Regions from separate parts of the Homo sapiens genome. Here region 1 is linked to region 2. Evidence: read pairs that join two places in POLR2A ChIA-PET (ENCODE). Cell type or tissue: PC-3. All regions are shown on one strand. Each heading gives the region's core, and the rest is flanking DNA. Links, peaks and the distances in the headings are about the cores only.

Evidence for each region. Peaks named below come from ENCODE experiments on the same cell type or tissue, not always from the same donor. Only the 100,000 strongest peaks of a DNase experiment are listed, where the experiment ranks them.
Region 1: POLR2A ChIA-PET joins it to region 2 with 5 read pairs; 2 of 35 experiments call an interaction of 5 or more read pairs at or near these places.

The regions. Positions count from the first base shown.
Region 1 is chrX:78,447,347-78,460,629 of GRCh38, forward strand. No RefSeq gene overlaps it. Among named protein-coding and RNA genes, the nearest start is that of CYSLTR1, 130 kb to the left of the region's middle. In PC-3, for the core only: no CTCF peak of the experiment used is centred there; no DNase peak of the experiment used is centred there; H3K27ac peaks cover 617 bases.
Region 2 is chrX:78,108,618-78,116,922 of GRCh38, forward strand. PGK1 (phosphoglycerate kinase 1) reads left to right here. Exons shown (of 11, transcript NM_000291.4): 2 at 1,250-1,300; 3 at 5,127-5,282; 4 at 5,399-5,543. Among named protein-coding and RNA genes, the nearest start is that of PGK1, 8.5 kb to the left of the region's middle. In PC-3, for the core only: no CTCF peak of the experiment used is centred there; no DNase peak of the experiment used is centred there.

The sequences.
Region 1 (13,283 bases), core at 3,551-7,550, 340 kb after region 2:
AATTGTGAGTGGGAGTTCACTCATGATTTGGCTCTCTGTTTATCTGTTATTGGTGTATAAGAATGCTTGTGATTTTTGTACGTTGATTTTGTATCCTGAGACTTTGCTGAAGTTGCTTATCAGCTTAAGGAGATTTTGGGCTGAGATGATGGGGTTTTCTAGATATACAAGCATGTCATCTGCAAACAGGGACAATTTGACTTCCTCTTTTCCTAATTGAATGCCCTTTATTTCCTTCTCCTGCCTGATTGCCCTGGCCAGAACTTCCAACAATATGTTGAATAGGAGTGGTGAGAGAGGGCATCCCTGTCTAGTGCCAGTTTTCACAGGGAATACTTCCAGTTTTTTCCATTCAGTATGATATTGGCTGTGGGTTTGTCATAGATAGCTCTTATTATTTTGAGATACTTCCCATCAATTCCTAATTTATTGAGGGTTTTTAGCATGAAGGGGTGTTGAATTTTGTCAAAGGCCTTTTCTGCATCTATTGAGATAATCATGTGGTTTTTGTCTTTGGTTCTGTTTATATGCTGGATTACATTTATTGATTTTCGTATGTTGAACCAGCCTTGCATCCCAGGGATGAAGCCCACTTGATCATGGTGGATAAGCTTTTTGATGTGTTGCTGGATTCGATTTGCCAGTATTTTATTGAGGATTCTTGCATCAGTGTTCATCAAGGATATTGGTCTAAAATTATCTTTTTTTGTTGTGTCTCTGCCAGGCTTTGGTATCAGGATGATGCTGGCCTCATAAAATGAGTTAGGGAGGATTCCCTCTTTTTCTATCGATTGGAATAGTTTCAGAAGGAATGGTACCAGCTCCTCTTTGTACCTCTGGTAGAATTCGGCTGTGAATACATCTGGTCCTGGACTTTTTTTGGTTGGTAAGCTATTAATTATTGCCTCAATTTCAGAGCCTGTTATTAGTCTATTCAGAGATTCAACTTCTTCCTTGTTTAGTCTTGGGAGGGTGTATGTATCGAGGCATTTATCCATTTCTTCTAGATTTTCTAGTTTATTTGCATAGAGGTGTTTATAGTATTCTCTGATGGTAGTTTGTATTTCTGTGGGATTGTTGGTGATATCCCCCTTGTCATTTTTTATTGCATCTATTTGATTCTTCTCTATTTTCTTCTTTATTAGTCTTGCTAGCAGTCTTTCAATTTTGTTGATCTTTTCAAAAAACCAGCTCCTGGCTTCATTGATTTTTTGCAGGGTGTTTTGCATCTCTATTTCCTTCAGTTCTGCTCTGATCTTAGTTATTTCTTGCCTTCTGCTAGCTTTTGAATGTGTTTGCTCTTGCTTCTCTAGTTCTTTTAATTGTGATGTTAGGGTGTCAATTTTAGATCTTTCCTGCTTTCTCTTTTGGGCATTTAGTGCTATAGATTTCCCTCTACACACTGCTTTGAATGTGTCCCAGAGATTCTGTTATGTTGTGTCTTTGTTCTCGTTGGTTTCAAAGAACATCTTTATTTCTGCCTTCATTTCGTTATGTACCCAGTAGTCATTCAGGAGCAGGTTGTTCAGTTTCCATGTAGTTGAGTGGTTTTGAGTGAGTTTCTTAATCTTGAGTTCTAGTTTGATTGCACTGTGGTCTGCGAGATAGTTGGTTATAATTTCTGTTCTTTTACATTTGCTGAGGAGTGCTTTACTTCCAACTATGTGGTCAATTTTGGAATAGGTGTGCTGTGACGCTGAAAAGAATGTATATTCTCTTGATTTGTGGTAGAGAGTTCTGTAGATGTCTATTAGGTCCGCTTGGTGCAGAGCTGAGTTCAATTCCTGGATATCCTTGTTAACTTTCTGTCTCATCGATCTGTCTAATGTTGACAGTGGGGTGTTAAAGTCTCCCATTATTATTGTGTGGGAGTCTAAGTCTCTTTGTAGGTCATTAAGGACTTGCTTTATGAATCTGGGTGCTCCTGTATTGAGTGCATATATATTTAGGATAGTTAGTTCTTCTTGTTGAATTGATCCCTTTACCATTATGTAATGGCCTTCTTTGTCTCTTTTGATCGTTGTTGGTTTAAAGTCTGTTTTATCAGAGACTAGGATTGCAACCCCTGCCTTTTTTTGTTTTCCATTTGCTTGGTAGATCTTCCTCCATCCCTTTCTTTTGAGCCTATGTGTGTCTCTGCACATGAAATGGGTTTCCTGAATACAGCACTCTGGTAGTTCTTGACTCTTTATCCAATTTGCCAGTCTGTGCCTTTTAATTGGAGCATTTAGCCCATTTACATTTAAGGTTAATATTGTTATGTGTGAATTTGATCCTGTCATTATGATGTTAGCTGGTTATTTTGCTCATTAGTTGATGCAGTTTTTTCCTAGCCTTGAAGGTCTTTACAATTTAGCGTGTTTTTGCAGTGGCTGGTACCGGTTGTTCCTTTCCATGTTTAGTGCTTCCTTTGGGAGCTCTTTTAGGGTAGGCCTGGTGGTGACAAAATCTCTCAGCATTTGCTTGTCTGTAAAGGATTTTATTTCTCCTTCACTTATGAAGCTTAGTTTGGCTGGATATGAAATTCTGGGTTGAAAATTCTTTTCTTTAAGAATGTTGGATATTGGCCCCCACTCTCTTCTGGCTTGTAGAGTTTCTGCCGAGAGATCAGCTGTTAATCTGATGGGCTTCCCTTTGTGGGTAACCCGACCTTTCTCTCTGGCTGCTTATTTCTATAGAGTTAGCAATACCATTTCCTCTTTCTTCTTGATTTTAATAAGTTTCCCCTTTTTCTTCTTGGTCACTATGGCTAAAGACCTGTCAATTGTGTTGATCTGTTCAAAGAAACACCTTTTAGTTTCCTTGATTTTCTGTATTATTCTTGTATTCTCTCTGTGATTTACGTCTGATTTAATCTTTATTATTTGTTTCCTTCTGTTGGCTTTGGATTTAGTTCACTCTTCATTTTCTGGTGTCTTAAGCGGTAGGTTAGGTTATTGATTTGAGTTTTTTTTTTTGATATAAGTGTCTACACCTATAAATTTCCCTGCAATTATTGCTTTAGCTGTACACATAAGTTTTGAATTTAGTTTTATCTTAACATATTTTTAAATTTCTCTGGTGAATTCTTTCTTGATTTATTGTTCACTTAAGAGTGTGTTTAATTTCCCCATATTTGCAAATGTATCTAAATTTTAATCTATTTTGGCCCGAGAACATAATTTCAGGATTTAAGTTCATTTATGTGTATTGAGACTTGTTTTATGGACTAATATGCTGTCTCTTGCAGAGATTATTCAATGTGCACTTAAGAAGGATGTGTATTTTCCTGTTGTTGGATTCAGTATTCCATAGCTAACTGTAAGGTCTGGCTGGGTTAAAGTGTTTTCCTTTTTTCTTTGTTATTATTATGCCTAGTTATTTCATCCAATATTAATGTAGTGTATTGAAGTCTCCAACTACTATTTTCAAATTGTCTGTTTCTCTCTTCAATTCTGTCAGTTGTTACTTCATGTGTTTTTGAAGCTCTATTGTTAGGTGCATATATGTTTGTAATTATATCTTCCTAGGAAATTGACACTTTAATCATTTTTAAACATCTTTCTTTGTCTCTAGTAACAATTTTTGTCTTAATGTCTATTTTGTCTGATATTAGTATAGTCATACAAGTTTTATTTGGATTACTATTTTTCTGGTATTTCACTTTTCATATTTTGCTTGCAACTTCTTTGTCTTTGAATCTAAAGTGTGTCTTTTATAGACAACATATAGTAATCCATTCTGTCATATCTAAATTTTGATTGGAATATTTAATCCATTTACATTTGTTTTTTCTATATTCTTTTTTCTCTTTTGTCTTTTCTATTTTTCTGTTTCTCCATTGCTGCTTTCTTTTGTGTTAATAGATATTTTCTGCTGTGCTGCCATTTTTTTGTTAACTTTTTTACATATTCTTTGAGTTATTTTCTTAGTAGTTGAGATGGGGATTACAATTAATGTATTAATTTATAATAACCTAGTTTAGATTAATAACAAATTGATTTTTAGTAGTATATAACATTTTTGGTTCTATACAGCTTTGTTTCCCATACTTTGTTATTATTTTCATGAACTATATTTTTATACATTTTGTGCTTATCAACACAGATACTATTATTGTTTTATGCAGTTAATTTTGAAATTAGGTGTGAGAAAAGAATGATATAAATAAATATACACATATACAGTAATTTTATTTACATATTTGTTTACCTTTACTGGTACGCCTTATTTCTTCATGTGTATTTGAGTCACTGTTTAGTGTCCTTATATTTCAGTCTTAAAGACTCTGCTTAAGAGTCTGTCTTTCTGGAAGGACAGATTTTCTAGTGATGAATTCCCTCAGTTTTTGTTTATCTGGAATTTTTAAAGTTATCCTTCATTTTTGAAAGCTAGTTTTGCTGGATTTATAATTCCTGGCTAATAGTCTGTCTTATTCTTACAATACATTGAATATGGATCTCATTGCCTTCTTGCCTGTATGGTTTTTACTGATAAATTATGTGTTGATCTTATTGAGAATCTCTTATGTGTGATGAGCTGTTTCTCTCATGCTGCTGTCAAGGTTTTCTTTGTCTTTAGCTTTCAACAGTTTGACTGTAATGTATCTAGGTGTGGCTCTTCTGAGTTTATCTTACTTGGATTTTATTGAACTTCTTAGATGTGTACATTAATGATTTTCATCAAATTTGTGGAGTGTTTGGTTATTATTTCTTCCAATATTATTTCAGTCCCTTTCTCTCTCTTCTCCCTTTGAACCCATTTACCTATTTTGGTATACTTTATGGTGTCCTGTAGTCCTCCATTCATTTTTCCTTCATTAATTTTTATTACTGTTTTTCAGATTATATAATATCACTTAGCCTGCATTCAAGTTAACTGATTCTTTCTTCTGCCAGCTAAAATCTAATGTTGATCTGCTCTAGTGAATTTTTCACTTTTTATGTGTCATTTCAACCCAAAAGTCCTATTTTTAAAAATAATTTCTGTATCTTTATTGTTGTTCCCTATTTAATGAAACATTGTGATCATGCCTATCTTTAATTTTTTAGACATGGTTTCTTTTTATTCTTTGAGTTTATTTAGTATAATTCATTTAAAGTTTTTATTAATAAGTCCAATATTTCAGCTTCCTCAGGAACAGTTTTTATTAACTGCTTCTTTACTCTGTGTATAGCCATACTCTCTTGGTTCTTTGCATGACTCATTTTTTGTCATTGTTGTTGAAATCTGGCTATTTTCATAACATAATGTGGTAACTGTGGAAATCAGATTCTTCCTTTTCCTCAGATTTTTCTGTTGTTACCCTTTATTATTATCATAGTTCTTCTGTTTAGTGACTTCATTGAACTAATTCTGTAAAATCTATATTCTTTGTTATGTATGCCCTCTGAAATCTCTAGTTTAATGATTAGCTAATGATTTGACAGGATTTCCTTATATTTCTTCCATTGAAAAGTCTCCTATCCTTTTCTGAGGGTCTCTGTATGTATCCTGGGCATGCCTTCAGTACTTCTAAAAGTGGTAGAGATTCTAGCCTTTTCTGAAGGGCTCTGTATTGTGTGTTGGGCATGCCTTCAGTACTTCTGAAAATGGTAGGCAACTCTGCCTTATCCTTAACTTCCTGCTTGGTTAGAGCTTCTAGGTCAGCCACAGGTGAGAGATGAGTGCCTTCTCCTATGTTACTTGACATATACACAGCCCTGCCCACACATGTTGCCTTCTAGATTCTCAGGATTTATATCAGAATTTTTCAAAACTTCTGTGGACATACTCTCTGCCTTTCATTATAAGTTTTTTTTTGGTCAATTTCTTCTTTGTTTCAGCTGCTATCACTGACTCAGGCAGCTGTAACATTAAATAATTGCCACTGAACTGTTTCAGCAATTTCCTTGGCAAAAAAGGGTGTTCACTTTGAGCCAGCTCTGAGTCAGGTCAAATAGGTAAGCCCTGTGAGTGGAGGTTTCCGAGGGACTGTTAGATAAGTCAAATAGTGACAATTCTGTGTAGATATGGCTTTTTAGAACCTCAAAATTCATTCTCTTTTCTCCATTGGCTGTTAGGTTGATGGTTTTCACGGCTACCATGATTGCAAGGTTGTTGGTTTTGAGGGCCACTGTGGATTTGTTGAGAGGGAAATGGAAATAGGACAAATGTATATGGTACCAAGCTTGCTGTTCTTACTGAGATTCAGCTGTCAATGCATGCACATTGGATAGTTTCAAGCTTTCTTTTAATTTCTAGAATTCTGAAAATTTTAATTTTGATACTTTTTGACAGTGTTCTTGGTGCTTTTATGAAGGAGCATATTTTTGTAATACCTTGGCTCACCATTCCGTAAGTCAGTTTCCCTTGGAATACTCTTGAATTTTCTAACCTCACCTTCCCAGATCCACCCCACTATAAGAGGAAACTTATGGAGTAGAAATAATATATTATTGTTGGCTTCATACATAGGTATCTGCTCATCTCATATAATGTAAGGGTTTCTGAAGACTCCTTTTTGTCTGAAATAGCACCTCTATTTGATCAGACATCTTAAATGCTACCATTATAAATTGATTCATTTGAATTAAGGTATTATATAAGGTATGATATCTTTAGGGGTATTTTAGAATTATTTTAACTGGACTAATCCTTTTAGAGTCTCTACAAATATACAAAAAAATTAGCCAAACATGGTGCTGTGCACCTGTAGTCCCAGCTACTCAGGAGGCTAAGGTGGGAAGATCACTTAGGCCTGGGAGGTGGAGGTTGCAGTGAGTCGAGATTGCACCACTGCACTCCAGCCTGGGTAATAGAGTGAGACTCTGTTTCAAAAAAAAAGGTGAAGAGGGAGACAGAAATAGAAAACTGATTTTAGAAATGCTTGATGTGGTAGAATAAAAATTACCTTATCATTATGTACATTATGTATATAAATGGCTCATATGTCCAGGCAGATTTTGGCTCTGTAACAAGTATGCATATTATTAATTATGTGGCAACTTCATTTTAATTTTGACATTAAACTATTTAGGTATTCTCAATCCGGTTTGTTTCTCTTAAGGAATGAAAAAACGTTTTATCGTTCTAAATTCAAATTGATCAAAACTTAGTGAAGTTACAACAACTTATCAATTCACACCTGAATTTCTCAGCCAAGCATTCAAGATCCCTCAAGGGGTCACTTTGTGCAGTTTTGTCTTCTTCCTTCTCCCCGAAACATCTGTTTCAAATAAATTCAGTGCTATATCAACCTTCCGATATATTGCAACTCCCACAAAAAACATCATAAAAATACAAATGTCTTTGGGGCTGAGAAGCAACAGACTTCTGAGTGACAGGAGGCTGTGATAGTGTCAGGGTAGCTGATTCCAAAAAAGCTGGGCATTGGGCAGAAAGACATACTTGAATTTTTTCCCAGTTTTGGCTCTCTATGAAAAATGTCAGAAAGCAAAGGAAATCCAAAGTGTTTTTACTTTGTATTAAATACTTTATCCATGCTAATGAATATCCTCATTTTCATTATTTCATTTGGGGAAAAAACTAAAAATATTACTAAACCAGTTGGTCACATTCCCCTAAATTACATGTGCAAATTGGAGTTCTAAACATTTAGAACAGAAGTATTTGTGTCCTAGAAACCAAGGAAAATAGCAGTTTGTTGCTAAGCTGAAAAAAAACTGCTCCATTTTGGCCACTTGGCATATAACACAACGCTTTGAATTATTTCCCTTCTCCTTTTTATGATCAGACATTTAAAATAAATCTTAGTGAGCTATTATATATTTGGTCTGTGATTCCCTTATTCAGGCAACAATGGCTTCTGTGAATTTTCTGACAGCCATCAGACAGAAATGAAAATAGGGATTCTCATAGTTTGGGTGGAATGAAACACTATGGGAAGGCTTTATAAACTCTCCAGTAACAAAGGACCTGAGTGGTAGTAACAATCCTTTATATTTGCATCACACTTTTCAGGTTTCCAGAAACTGCAATGAACATTATCTCACTTAATCTTCCCAACAACCTTATGACAGGGAAGGTCTATTAGCTCCAGATTACTTAGGAGGCAACAAGGCATAAAGTTGGTTAAGGATCACAATTGTTCAAAATGCTCTACTTTGTGGTAGAGCTGAGGATCAAACCCAGTTCTCTAGCATTCTAGTCTAGCACTTTTAACCTAATTTCTTCATTGCAACAATATAAAATGAGCGGTTTTAAGATATTGCAGTCTTTATTTATCTTTTTGTTTTTCCTTAGATTCCTTTTTTTTTCTTAAAATATTTAGTAACATTTACCTGCTTGAGAACTTTTAAAAATTGCTTAAACAGGTTCCATTTCTTCACAACTCATTCCCTTCAAAGATTACTCTAATTACTACTACCCAAAGCATATTTCATAAAGTTTACTCATGTTTTTTAAAAATTTTAATTTCATTTTATGTTTAACTTTAATTTTTAAATTTAATTTTTAAATTTTTAATTAAAAGCACATCACATAAAATCTACCATCTTAACTATTTCTTTTTTATCATTAATTGTTCTATTTCAATAAATGGAAGATTTTTTTTTTGCAGTAAAGGAAGCATTTAATTGATGCAAGACAAGCCACACCATGTGGGAGATGGAGTTATTACTGAAATTAATCTCCCCAAATTCTTGGAGGTTAGGGGTTTTCAAGGACAGTTTGGTACATAAGGAACTAAGGAATGGGGACTGTAGCTTGTTTGGGAATGAAATCATAGGGGTATGGAAAACGGTCCTTGTGCACTGACTCAGCCTCCGGGTGAGGCTACAGGATCAAGTGAATCATGAGTCAGGAGTCTGGGTGGGGTCAGTCTGAATGACATCTCAAAAAATAATCTTAGGCTCTATAATAGTGACGGTATCTGTGAAACTCTAATATCTGAGACAGGTCTCAGTTAATTTGGAAAGTTTATTTTGCCAAAGTTGAAGACATGCCCCCGTGAAACAGCCTTAGGAGGTCCTGACAACATGTGCCCAAGGTGATCAGGGTGCAGCTTGGTTTTATACATTTTAGGGAGACATGAGACATCAATCAATGTAAGTAAGATGTACATCGGTTCTGTCCAGAAAAGTGGTGGGACAACTTGAATCAGGGAGGGGGCTTCCAGGTCACAGGCAGGTGAGAGAAAAATGGTTGCACTCTTTTAAGTATCTGATTAGCCTTTCCAAATGAGGCGATCAGATATGCATCTATCTCAGTGAGCAGAGAGATAACTGAATAGAATGGGAGGCAAGTTTACCCTAAGCAGTTCCAAGCATGACTTTTCCCTTTAGCTGGTTGATTTGGGGCCCCTAAGATTTATTTTCCTTTCACTTATCTATAGGAGTAATTGAGGAAGTCACAAATATTGTGACCTCTGGCCACATGACTCCTGAGCAGTAAGGGGATTGTAGAAACTATGCCCACATCATTGCATAATTCAAGCCCCTCTTATAATCCTAACCTTGTGGTCTTTCATTAATTTCATGAAGGTGGTTTAGTTTTGGGAAGGGTATTATCATCCTTGTTTCAAGGTTAAACAATAAATTACATTTTGCCCCAAATCAGCTTGGTCCTACACCCGGGAATGACCAAAGATAGGTTAGAGATGGAGTCAAGTATGTTAAATTTCTTACTGTCTGAATTTTGCAAGGTAGTTTCAACCATCCCCCACCTTGGGTTTTAGCACACCTCAGTTCTGAGGTGTGAGCTACTAAGATGGGAAAAAGGACAATGACTACTCTAACTTCTTCCTGCTGATATGGGGCATAGTTAGGGTAGGGGTTGCCCCTAGGGAAGGAGAAGTGAAACCATCTGACATTTTTCTGCATGTGTTCGCAGGTGCCTGGCTGAGGTCTCAGGGTCTGCATAATAAAAGTACTAGTACTTTTATCCACAGCTTTAGTATAGCACTTAAGTGAACAGCAGATTATAAGAGAAATAATAAGGCCTAAGATAAGGAATAAAAGTCTTTGCTTCAGTAGTTCCTGTAGAAATGACCAGAAGTCTTGAGGGATCCAGGTGAATGACCCTGATAACCAATTAAATATTGGATCATCAGCAGAGACTCAAAAACAGTGAACAAAGTTGGAATCTAACAACAGGTATACTGTAGTTTTTCTGAAACAATTTTTCTCTCTTCAGTTCTCCATTTCTACCAAACACAAATCATAATTGGACCTTTTTTGGAAAATAAGTTTTACTCTTATTATAAATGGCCCAATTATTTGCATAAAGTACAGCAAAATAATTATTTGCCATGTAGCCTTTTTTTTTTAAATGGCTTTGCTGGAATTTTTTTTCTATAAGGAATATCAGATTAGGCCTTGTACAAGCCTTTTGAGAACAGCCAGGGATTTATCTGTGCCTGCATATGCCTGTGTTAATTGAGTGAATTCCTCTTTTCTCAAGGTCCCAAGATAACTTGGGGTTCCTGGGCCTGTCAGAAAGTAACTTTCTTTGCTTACCACAAGTTAAGAACCCTGTGAAGGACAAGATGTGAGGCAAGTTTTTCCAAAGGGCCGTTATCCTCTCTATAGGTCAACCTCAATTTTTCAAAGCAATCTGAAACTATGTCATTTTATTCAAAGCCTTGGTAAAGTAACCAGTGACTCTATGTGTGCTGCCAGAAAATAAAACAGATTCTTATTGACCTTATGTAGATAACTACATTGCTACAAGCTAAGAATACTCACAAATAGTTTCCACATTTTGGAGAAATCAGGTAGAGAGAAATAAACATGATCCAAAGTTTGCTCACAGGTGTAATACATTACTCAATTGTTAAAAGCTGTAAATAGTCCAAAAGAGAAGTTGTTTGACTCTAAAAAAGATACAAAAAGTATCAGTAATGTTTCAAACAAAAAGTTATAAAAAGGTTATTTTAGTCTTTCATTAGTTCAGTCCATGCAATTAACTCCTCTTCTGCTTGATATTCATGAATATATCAGCTTTCTGTGAGTGTCCTGGAAAATTTCCCCTTTATTCCAATAACATAATCTTCAAAGTTATTAGAAACCTTTATTCAAGAGCACTTTTCATAGTCCTATAGCTGGATTATAAAGCCACTTTTTGAAAAAATCAAAGTAAACCAACAATTGTGGATGTCAGGAGTCTTAGGATAGCTACGGTTCAAGTCACACTTGTCAAGGACTTTTGGTTAATTTTGTGGCATACAACAATTTAACATAACAATTATAATTACTGACATATACTAAGTCATATCATAATTATAGCATCTCACACAACTCTGGAACACACACAAATAGCACATTTATACAAATAGAATTTAAAGAAAACCAAACATCATCTTATACTTGATAATGCCTCCTGTTTGATTTCAACATACCACATAAGCAAAATGTCTCTTTTGAACTTCAGGTAGGCTAATATCTAAACAAGTTAATGAGGTCGAAGTACTGAATGTAGAACTTAAAATTTTGATTTTGAAAAGTTTGTTAACTATCAAAAGTTTACAACATTTGATATCACAAAATATGATCACAGGGTTTTCACTTAGCTGAAACATTAACTCAAAAATTTCAAAAAGACAGAAATCTTTACAAGCTGATAGAAGACTCAGTTTTCTAAGCAACAAGACTCAATAAAAACAACATGAGGCCACCTGAATCTGTCTCTTCTCTCTGCCTTTTTCCTTTTTTGCAGTTTACTTAAGAGCAAAGAAAAATATTTTATTGTCTCTCAATATTACACAAAATTTATGTTCAAAAGAGAAAGCCAAATTTTACCTCTATGTTAGTATACTATTTATGTTAAACCCAGTTTTTAATAAAGCTTTATAAACAAATCTATCCAATTTATCAGTTTGACCATGAGGTAAGATTTTAATAAACCCTCTATATCTTTTTTTAAATAATTTATTAAAGAGCAGATCATTGTTCTAAGGAAACCCTGTTATTCTGACACATGGATCCAGATTCTGGCCATGCATCAGTGTGCTTTTTATTTTAATGTTTAATTTACAGGAAAATTAATCCTTAAAAGTTTGGCAAAGTTTCTTACACCCACAGAACTTCCATTACAAGATCTATATTTTTATAAATGTTTTACAACTTGCTAAAACCTTCAGTGTTGTTCTATCATTCATTTAACTTAGAACAATCCTTAAAAACTTCTAAATTAGACAAAATTGCTTTCCCATTAAATGTAAGATTTTCATACAAAAAGGGGTTTGTAAGCCAATATTTAGATGAAATAATAATAATATAATTTCTCCCTTATGTGCCTATATGCCTGTAGAGAAAACTAGGTCTGAAACATGAATTAAAACTTGGTTTCTAAAGGGTCATTATTTACTGTTTTCTTTAAGTGAATGGAAGAGTTTAACAAAAAAGGAGTTTTAAAGCCAATGTATACATAAAATTATTAGAAGTTTATTTCTTCTATATGCACCTCTAGGCCCATAAAGTGATATAGTTATTTTAATAATTTCAACTTTTAGTTTAGATTGAGGGGTACAACATGTGCAGGTGTGTTACATGGGTATATTGTGTGATGCTGAGGTTTTGGGTACAATTGATCCCATCACCCTGGTACTGAGCATATGCACAGTAGTTTTTCAACCATTGGTACCTAATCCTCACTGTAGTAGCTCCAGTGTCTATCGTAGTCATCTGTATGTCCATGAGTACCCTTTTTTTTTAGCTTCCACTTATAAATAAAAACATGCAGTATTTGGTTGTCTGTTTCTGCATTAACTTGCTTAGAATAATGGCCTCCAGCTGCATCCATGTTGCTGCAAAGGACACTATTTTTTTCCTTTTTATGGCTGTGTAGTATTCCCTGGTGTGGGTAACCCCATTTCCTTCCCTATCCACCACTGATCGACACCTTGGTTGATTCCATGTCTTTGCTGTTGTGAACAGTGCTGTAATGAACATATGAGTGCATGTGTGAAAAATTTATTTTCTTTTGGACATATATCCAGAAATGGGGTTGCTGGCTCAAATGGCAGTTTGGTTTTAAGTTTTTTGAGAAATCTCCAAGCTGTTTTTTTACTGTGGCTGAACTAATTTACATTCCAAACAACAGTGTACATATTCCCTTTTCTCTGCAGCCTTACCAGTATCTGTTGTTTTTTGAATTATTAATATTAGCCATTCTGACTGGTGTGAGATGGTATCTCATTGTGGTTTTGATTTACAGTTCTCTGATGATTAGTGATGTGGAGCATTTTTTCATGTTTGTTAGCTGCAAGCATTTTTTTTTTTTGAGAAGTTTCTGTTCATGTCTTTTGCCCATATTTAATGGGGTTGTTTTTTTGCTTGTTGAATTTTTGAGTTCCTTATAAATTC
Region 2 (8,305 bases), core at 4,238-8,237:
TCTGTAGGAGTTTGTAATTGCCTTAGCCTTAGAGAGGAAGGGGTATTTAAAAAGGCAGAGGAAAAAGATGGAGGCTTATAATCAAGGATAGCAGCAGTCTTCTTGATTAGGTCATACTTCACTGTAGTCCCTTTGCAAGTGATGTTAGCTGTTTTTAGTAGTGGTTGATTTACTTGTCAAATCACAGAATTACATTTTGGAGAAACATATAACAACAACACTTTTATGGCATTTACTGTGTGTCAGGTACACTTCTAAGCACTTTACAAATTGCTGACTTACTAATTCTCTCAGTAACTACGAGGTAGATACTGTCATCCCGATGAGAAAAAAATCACTTAAAAATAATCATGGCAGGCACAACTCTTAAACCTTAAAAATAGCTGCCATACATTATTGTTTTCATTCACATTGAAGTAGGCTGAGGTTCCAAGGAGTTCAGAATAATTGGTTCTTAAGAATGATAACATAGTAATCTGTTGGGTAAGAGATACTGCAGTACATTATTTTCTTGTGTCGTCTTGATTACTTCCCTTCTAATTTGCCTGTTTGTCAGGTGGGCTGGGGCACATGTCCCACCCTCTCTTCTCAGGCTTTTTGAAAGAGGCTGTCTTATGTTGTGTGTATTGCTTGAAGGACCCCTAGTCTTAAGGCCCCAGGCTTTCTCCAAAAAGAATGATTTTCTCTTAGTGTGTTTTATTTTTATTTTAATTTTTTTCTCGAGTCATGTTAGTTTCACGAGGACCCAGAAATAGTATCAAGGGAATTAGGATCAAGATGCATTCCTTATTATTCCTCACCCCTCTAGCTGCTACCCGGATACTATTGTGCCAGGCCCAGACAGATATCTTTTTAGGTGGAACTAGCTTTAGCTTCCCAGATCTTCAGGGCTAGTTCCTGTGATTTAAGTTAGGTTTTTTTTTTAAAATTCTTTTTAAAGTATGAATACATACCTAAAAGGGCACAAATCACAAGTTCAAAGAATTACCACAAAATGAGCACATTTGTATGGTCACTGAGGTTAAGAGATAGAACATTACCAGAACCCCAAAGCCTCTGGTGTCGTTATCCCAGTCACCACTCCCGCCATCCTCCCCATGACTAACCACTATTTTGACTTTTAATGCCACTGATTATTTTTAAGATGAGATTTGAATTTCTGACTTATTTAACTGGTTCATTAAAAATGCATCTCCTAGTCTTTGATGGAACAGTAAGTTGATCATGGTCTTGCATCTTTCTTTTTTAGAGTCGACTTCAATGTTCCTATGAAGAACAACCAGATAACAAACAACCAGAGGTAAGGTCCCTGCTAATCCTTGGGCTGGGTTTAAGATGTGTGTAGGTACACAGGATGAAATGTTTTTCCTTTCATATTGTATTATGGAACTGTAGCAACTTAAAACAAATGATTTTGGCTTTCTATCAACCCACTCTCTGATCTGCTTTCTTATTTATGAGAATATACAAATATAAGCAAAATCTTAAGAAAGTGATTCCCCTTCCCTTGTTTTTTGAAAATTAGAAGAATTTGGAGTTCATTTTCTTTTTTTGAGATAGGGTCTCACTCTGTCACCCAGACTGGAGTGTAGTGGTGTGATCACGGTTCACTGCAGCCTTAACCTTCTGGGCTCAAGCAGTCCTCTGGCCTCAGCTTCCCGAGGAGCTGGAACAACAGGTGCACACCACTACACCTGGTTAAATTAAAAAAAAATTTTTTTTTGTAGAGATGGGGTCTCACTATGTTGCCTAGGCTGTTCTCAAACTCCTGGACTCAAGTGATCCTCCTGCCTTGGCTTCCTAAAGTGCTGGGACCACAGGTGTAAGCCCCCATACCTGGCAGAGTTATTCATTTTTAAAGAATATAAAAGTTGGCTGGGTGCGGTGGCTCACATCTGTAATCCCAGCACTTTGGAAGGCCGAGGCAGGAGGATTGCTTGAGGCCAGTAGTTCGAGAACAGCCTGGCCAATATAGTAAGACACCATCTCTATAAAACACACACAAAAAATATAAAAATTTAAGGTTACTTGGCTTCTCTTGCAAAATGAAGAACTATGTAAGAGAAGGATTTTAAAAGTACCAGTAGTTACTAAGGTTATATGTAGTTTTACAAGCCCCCATTCAAATGGCTCAGATAAGTCAATTTTTGAGAATTTTCATTTGTTTTTGCTTCCAAAAAAACAAACAGGAAAGACTTCAGAAGTACGTTTTCAGTCAGTTTAGCTGCTCCAGTGTCTTGGATCCTAGATTCAGAAACAAATTTTAAGTGAGAGTACTGCTCTTGCTTTTGACTAGATTATAAAAGGTCTTTATTTTTGTCTTTACTTTCTTTTTAATTTTTTTAATTTTTAATTTTTGTAGATTTTATATATATATATATATGGGTTACATGAGATATTTTGATAAAAGCATGCAATACATAATCACATCAGGTTAAATGGGGTATCCATCAAGAAGGTTTTTATTTAATTTTTTTTTTTTTTTGAGACAGGGCCTCGTTCTGTCGCCCAGGCTGGAGTGCAGTGGCACGATCTTGGCTCACTGCAATCTCTGCCTCCTGGGCTCAAGCGATCCTCCCATCTCAGCCTCCCAGGGAGCTGAGACCACAGGCGTGGGCCACCACACCTGGCTACTTTTTCATATTTTTTTTGTAGAGACAGCGTTTTGCCCTTTTGCCCAAGCTGGCCTTGAGCTCCTGGACCCCGCCCACCTTGGCCTCCCAAAGTGCTGGGAATACAGGCATGAGTCACTGTGCTCCGCCTATTTTAAATTTTAAATGAAGGGTTTGTGTTGGCAAGGTGCTTTCTAATGATCTAGACCAGTGGTATCTAATAGAAATACAATGTGAGCCAAATTGTGTTAATTAAATTAAAGGGACATTTAACTTTTTTGGTACTAAGTCTTCAAGATCTGGCATGTGTTTTTATACTACAGCACATCTCAATTTGATCTAGTTATATATCTGGTACTCAACAGACACACATGACTAAATGACTGTCGTAATGGACAGTGCAGGTCTAGCCCAGAACATTTTCAGGTATTGGTCCTAGAATAGAGCCTGTCATTTTGCCAAGCACATCCCTGCTGTACCATAGTGGCAGGGTCTTTGTATAAGGCAGATCTGATCCCGCTTGATCTTCATTATTGTGCAACACACAGAAACGATTGGAAATATGCCTATCAAGTTATTTTAAGAGTAAAGAAACATGTTTGGAAATCTTTTCATTTCCGGAAATCCATGGAGTTGATTAACAAAATGAAGCATTAGAAATAATAAAACTTGCTGATAAGGGATAGTCCTGAAAACTAATTGGTTCCATTGCACAAACTTTGTACCTGATACAGATTTTTAAATTTGATATAAAGGAGTTCTTATATCTGCTAAATATTAATAACATAAGATATTTTAAAAGTATAACTTTTTTAATCATTCCATTCTTTGCTCAGATGTCATCATATCAGACTTTCCCTGGCCATCCTGTCTAAAAATCTCCTCTACCATTGTTCCCCGGTCATTTTTGTCCTCAAAAGTAGGGGAACAAAAATGGGGAACAATGGTTTGTTTTTTTTCTGTATCTCACCATCTGATATATTACATGTACGCACACACACATACATGTTTATTGTCTCTCTCCATTAGAATTTCACTTCCATGAGAACAGAGAGTTTTTAAAAAAGTTTTCTGTTTCATTCTCAGAACCTGGAATGATGCCTGGCACAAAAGAAGCATTCAATAAATATTTGATGAATAAATAAATGCTTTTCTTGATCAATTTTAATTTCTTATAAACTGGCAAAATGGCAAGTTAGTAGCAGGTTTATAACAAAACTTTTAAATGTTTAAAGGGAGTTAATTTTTTGATTAATTTATAATGTAATGAATGTGATACATTATGGAAACCAAGCTCTAGACAGTGCAATTATTTTTTCCTACATAAAAAAGTGACTTAGGATCTATTAATAGGTGCAGAAAAGTTACTACATGTTTTTTATTTTTCCCCAAATTTCCTTTGATGGTTTCAAGATTTGAGAATTTTATGTATTTTCCATAGTCATATAAGAAGTGTTTTCAGGGGTCCCCAAGATCACCCACATATCTCATGATGATTTGCTAGGACTCAGAGTTGTTCTCATGGCTAAAGTTTATTACAGTGAAAGAATGCATGACAAGATTAGGAAGAGGAAAAGACATGGGGGAGTCTAGAGAAATCCATGGGCTTCCAGTTTCCTGTGAGGGGACACATCAAGTGTTTTCCTTTCTTCAGCAGTGAAAAATGCAGTAATTGTCTGCAGTGTTTCTGCCTGGAGAAGCATGCTAGAGACTCAGATCCCAAGATTTTTGTTGGGAACTGGTAACATAGGGATCCTCTGCCTAGCAACTACCAAAATTACAAACTTCTGCTGGGTGTGGTGGCTCACGCCTGTATTCCCAGCAGTTTGGGAGGCTGAGGCCTGCAGATAACTTGAGCCCAGGAGTTCAAGACCAGCCTGGACAACATGGTAAAACCCCTACAAAAAATACAAAAATTAGCTGGGCATGGTGGTGCATTCCTGTAGTTCCAGCTACTTGGGAGGCTGAGGTAGGAAGATGACCTAAGCCCCTGGGGAGGTTGAAGCTGCAGTGAGCTGAGATTGTGCCTCTCCACTCCAGCCTGTTGGGTGACAGAGTGAGACCCTGTCTCAACAAAAAAAGGAAAAGAAAAAAAAAATTCTAGACTTCTAGAGTGGGGCAGGTGTTCAGCATAAATCACCATGTTTGTATAGACGGTCTAGGAAGAGTGAATAGCCCTTGTTGGTCTTGTCAGTTAACTTTGAAAGCCAAGTTCCCAGATACCAGCCAGGATCTAATCTTGCAGACAGGTCCTTCTGTAGATAGTAGCCTCAGGCCTGCTGTGTTAACTCTTGTCTGTGAAAGGGGCAGATACATAATGAGATTGTACAATCCTAGGTGGAGGGTTGGCATTGCATTTAACTTCTTAAGGACCACCATTGAATTACTGATAGTAGATTTGAAGGAACTTGGAGAAGAAAAGGAGCTTTATGCTTTATGAGGTTATCAATAAGCTAGTTCCCACTAATTTCTAGGAGTAACTTCATTCTGTTTGTTGTCTCTCTTTGGTTGCAGGATTAAGGCTGCTGTCCCAAGCATCAAATTCTGCTTGGACAATGGAGCCAAGTCGGTAGTCCTTATGAGCCACCTAGGCCGGCCTGATGGTGTGCCCATGCCTGACAAGTACTCCTTAGAGCCAGTTGCTGTAGAACTCAAATCTCTGCTGGGCAAGTAAGTGCCAGGCTCTGGTGCTGGTAGACTTTGTGGCGGGGGAAGTTGTCAAGCACGTTGTTACTGGTTTTTAACTTTCATACTGCTCAAGTGTCTTCATCTCTTCCTCTTCTCAGGGATGTTCTGTTCTTGAAGGACTGTGTAGGCCCAGAAGTGGAGAAAGCCTGTGCCAACCCAGCTGCTGGGTCTGTCATCCTGCTGGAGAACCTCCGCTTTCATGTGGAGGAAGAAGGGAAGGGAAAAGATGCTTCTGGGAACAAGGTAGGACCTGTGATTTTGACATTATTGGGGGTGAGGGCCTGAGTCTGTAAGAGACTGTGGTTGAAGAATAGAGAAAGCTCATTTATTTTAACTTAGACACCTTTTATTGAAGCATACAATGCCGACACAGCTTGATGGGTTATCTCAAAGTAAACACACTTGTGTAACCACCACCCAGGTCAAGGAATAGAATATTACCAGCATCCCAGAAGCCCTCCTTCATGTTCAGGTGGTGTTTAAATATGTTTGAAAAATATGTGAACACCTTTGAGGTGAAAGAGTATTCAGTGAATATGATGGTCATGATGATGTCACCTTGGATTTAAGGCATTTTCTTAAGATGTGTAAAGTATGTTCCTTTAAATCTCTCTTTAAGATAGAGGTACAGGTATCGACTTATTTCATAAAGAAACTAAGTCTCAAAAAAAAAAAAACTTAAGTTTCTGAAAGGCAGTCATACGATTAAAGTTAGAGGCAGTGGTGCTGTTGGTCTTTAGAGCTCAGCCCATTCAATCAGCAAACTTTTTCTATAAATGGCCAGATAGTTAATATTTTAGGCTTTCTGTGTTGTGCAGTCACTTCCATCTGCATATAGTCTCTGTTGGAACTACTCACCTCTGCCGATGTTGTGCAAAAGCAGCCATAGATAACTCACCAAACAGATTACTGTGAACTGACAACCAGAATTCAAATATTCAATGATAAAACTGGCTCTTTGCAGATGATTTTGAATTTGCCCATTGACTAGAAAGGAAGCTGAAGGCATTTTTTAGTACTTTCCACTATTCTGGTCTTTAGTATCTCGGAGAACAAGATGCTCTGAGTCTAGTGTCTCAGTCTCCTTTGGCTTCTCACATTTATTAAGGTCATTGGGAGTGCCTGCTTTCAAGCAGTTTCTTTTTTTAGCACCAAAGATGCTGGTCTTGCCTTATCCTGCTTTTGGCATGGTCTTGCTGCAGTATTAGGAGTCAAATGCTGACCTAAAATTTGGTGTCCTTTTAATCTGGAACTCATGATGCATGAACTCTAGGGCTTAGAAGTGGCAGGAGGCAAAGGGCATATTGAAGCAAAACTTTTTATTTAGGAAATGATGAGCTGACTATGTAGTCTATGACTTTTTTAGTAAACTGACTTGACATTCACTATCTAATGGCTTTTAATACCTGAAATTTCAGGAGTCAGTCCCAAGTTCAAAATGGATTAAAAAAACAGTGAGGCTGGGTGCGGTGCCTCATGCCTGTAATCCCAGCGCTTTGGGAGGCCGAGGTGGGTGGATCACAAGGTCAGGAGTTCGAGACCTGCCTGGCCAACATGGTGAAACCCTGTTTCTACTAAAAATACAAAAAAGTCGGGCATGGTGGCAAGTGCCTGTAATTCCAGCTACTCCGGAGGCTGAGGCAGGAGAATTGCTTGAACCCAGGATGTGGAGGTTGCAGTGAGCCAAGTTTGCAGCACTGCATTCCAGCCTGGGCAACAGAGCAAGACTCTGTCTCAAAAAAACCACAAAAACAAAGTGAGGATATGAGGACATAAACATTTTCCCTTTATCCAAAGTGCCCACATTGATCTTTTAAGGGCCTTCTCTTTCTTCTAGTTATTTGCAGATCAGTAAATGAGAAATGGGTTCTGATTGATATTATTTCCATGGCACCTTTTTTCATGAAGAGCTTTCAATTTACCCTGTTTTTCCTTAAATATCTTTTTAAAGAGACAGGGTCTTGTTCTGTTGCCCATGGTGGAGTGCAGTGGCATGACATTAATTATTGCAGCCTCAAACTTGAGGGCTGAAGTGATCCTCCTGCCTCATCCTTGTAGGGAGCTAGGACTACAGGCACATACCACCATGTCCAACTGACCTTTACTTTTTTTTTTTTTTCCTGGTAGAGACGGGGTCTTGCTATGTTGCCCAGGCTCATCTCGAACTCCTGGGCTTAAGTGATCCTCCCATATTGGCCTCCCAAAGTGTTGGGATTATAGGTGTGAGCTACTGCCCCTGGCCTCCTTAAATAGTTCGTAAATGGAGGGGTTATTATGCCTTTTTGATAGAAGGGAAAATTTCAGAGCAACTTCCCAAAGGTGACACAATGAATTAGTGTCAGAGCTGGACATAGAACTCAGGTCTCCTTACATTTGAGCATTGTTATCATTACTACATGTGTCATCTTCCAATCACTAGTGGCAGATGTTATTGTAGTCTACAGAGCTTATGGGAGTGCCACAATCTTCAATTTTAGCATTAGTGCCTCTGCAATTCTTTGGATCTTTAGGGAAAAGCCCCATTTTTTATGGCAGTCCCCTTCACCTCCTTGATACATAGGAGCATAGGAGTGGGCAGTGACTTAAAATGAACATCTGCTTTGTGCTATGTACTCTTCTGTGTCCTGTCCCCTTTCATCTGGCTTGCTTCCTGTGCCTCTTTGCTTAATCTCCTGCCAGAGACTCTCTGGTTTGCTTATCCTCCCATCTTGCTTTCTGTCCCCTTTGGGGTATGCCTTGATGGCAAGCTGACATTTTAAAGCTCTATGTTTAACTTCTACATTTTCTTCCTCTCTTTTTGTAGAAGTATATTTCTTGTTTTCTCAGATGCCTAGCTTCCAGAGAAGGTCATAAAATACCTTTTTGTCAATGTGAAGTGTTTCTGAGGTTCTTTTCTGTTGTCATGTTTCCATCTGCCTTCTCTGTCCCAGCTTGCCCTTGTTGCTTTTATGAGGAATATGTGTGAGAGCCCCTTGCACTTCGCAGAAAGGCCTTGGTAGCCAGCA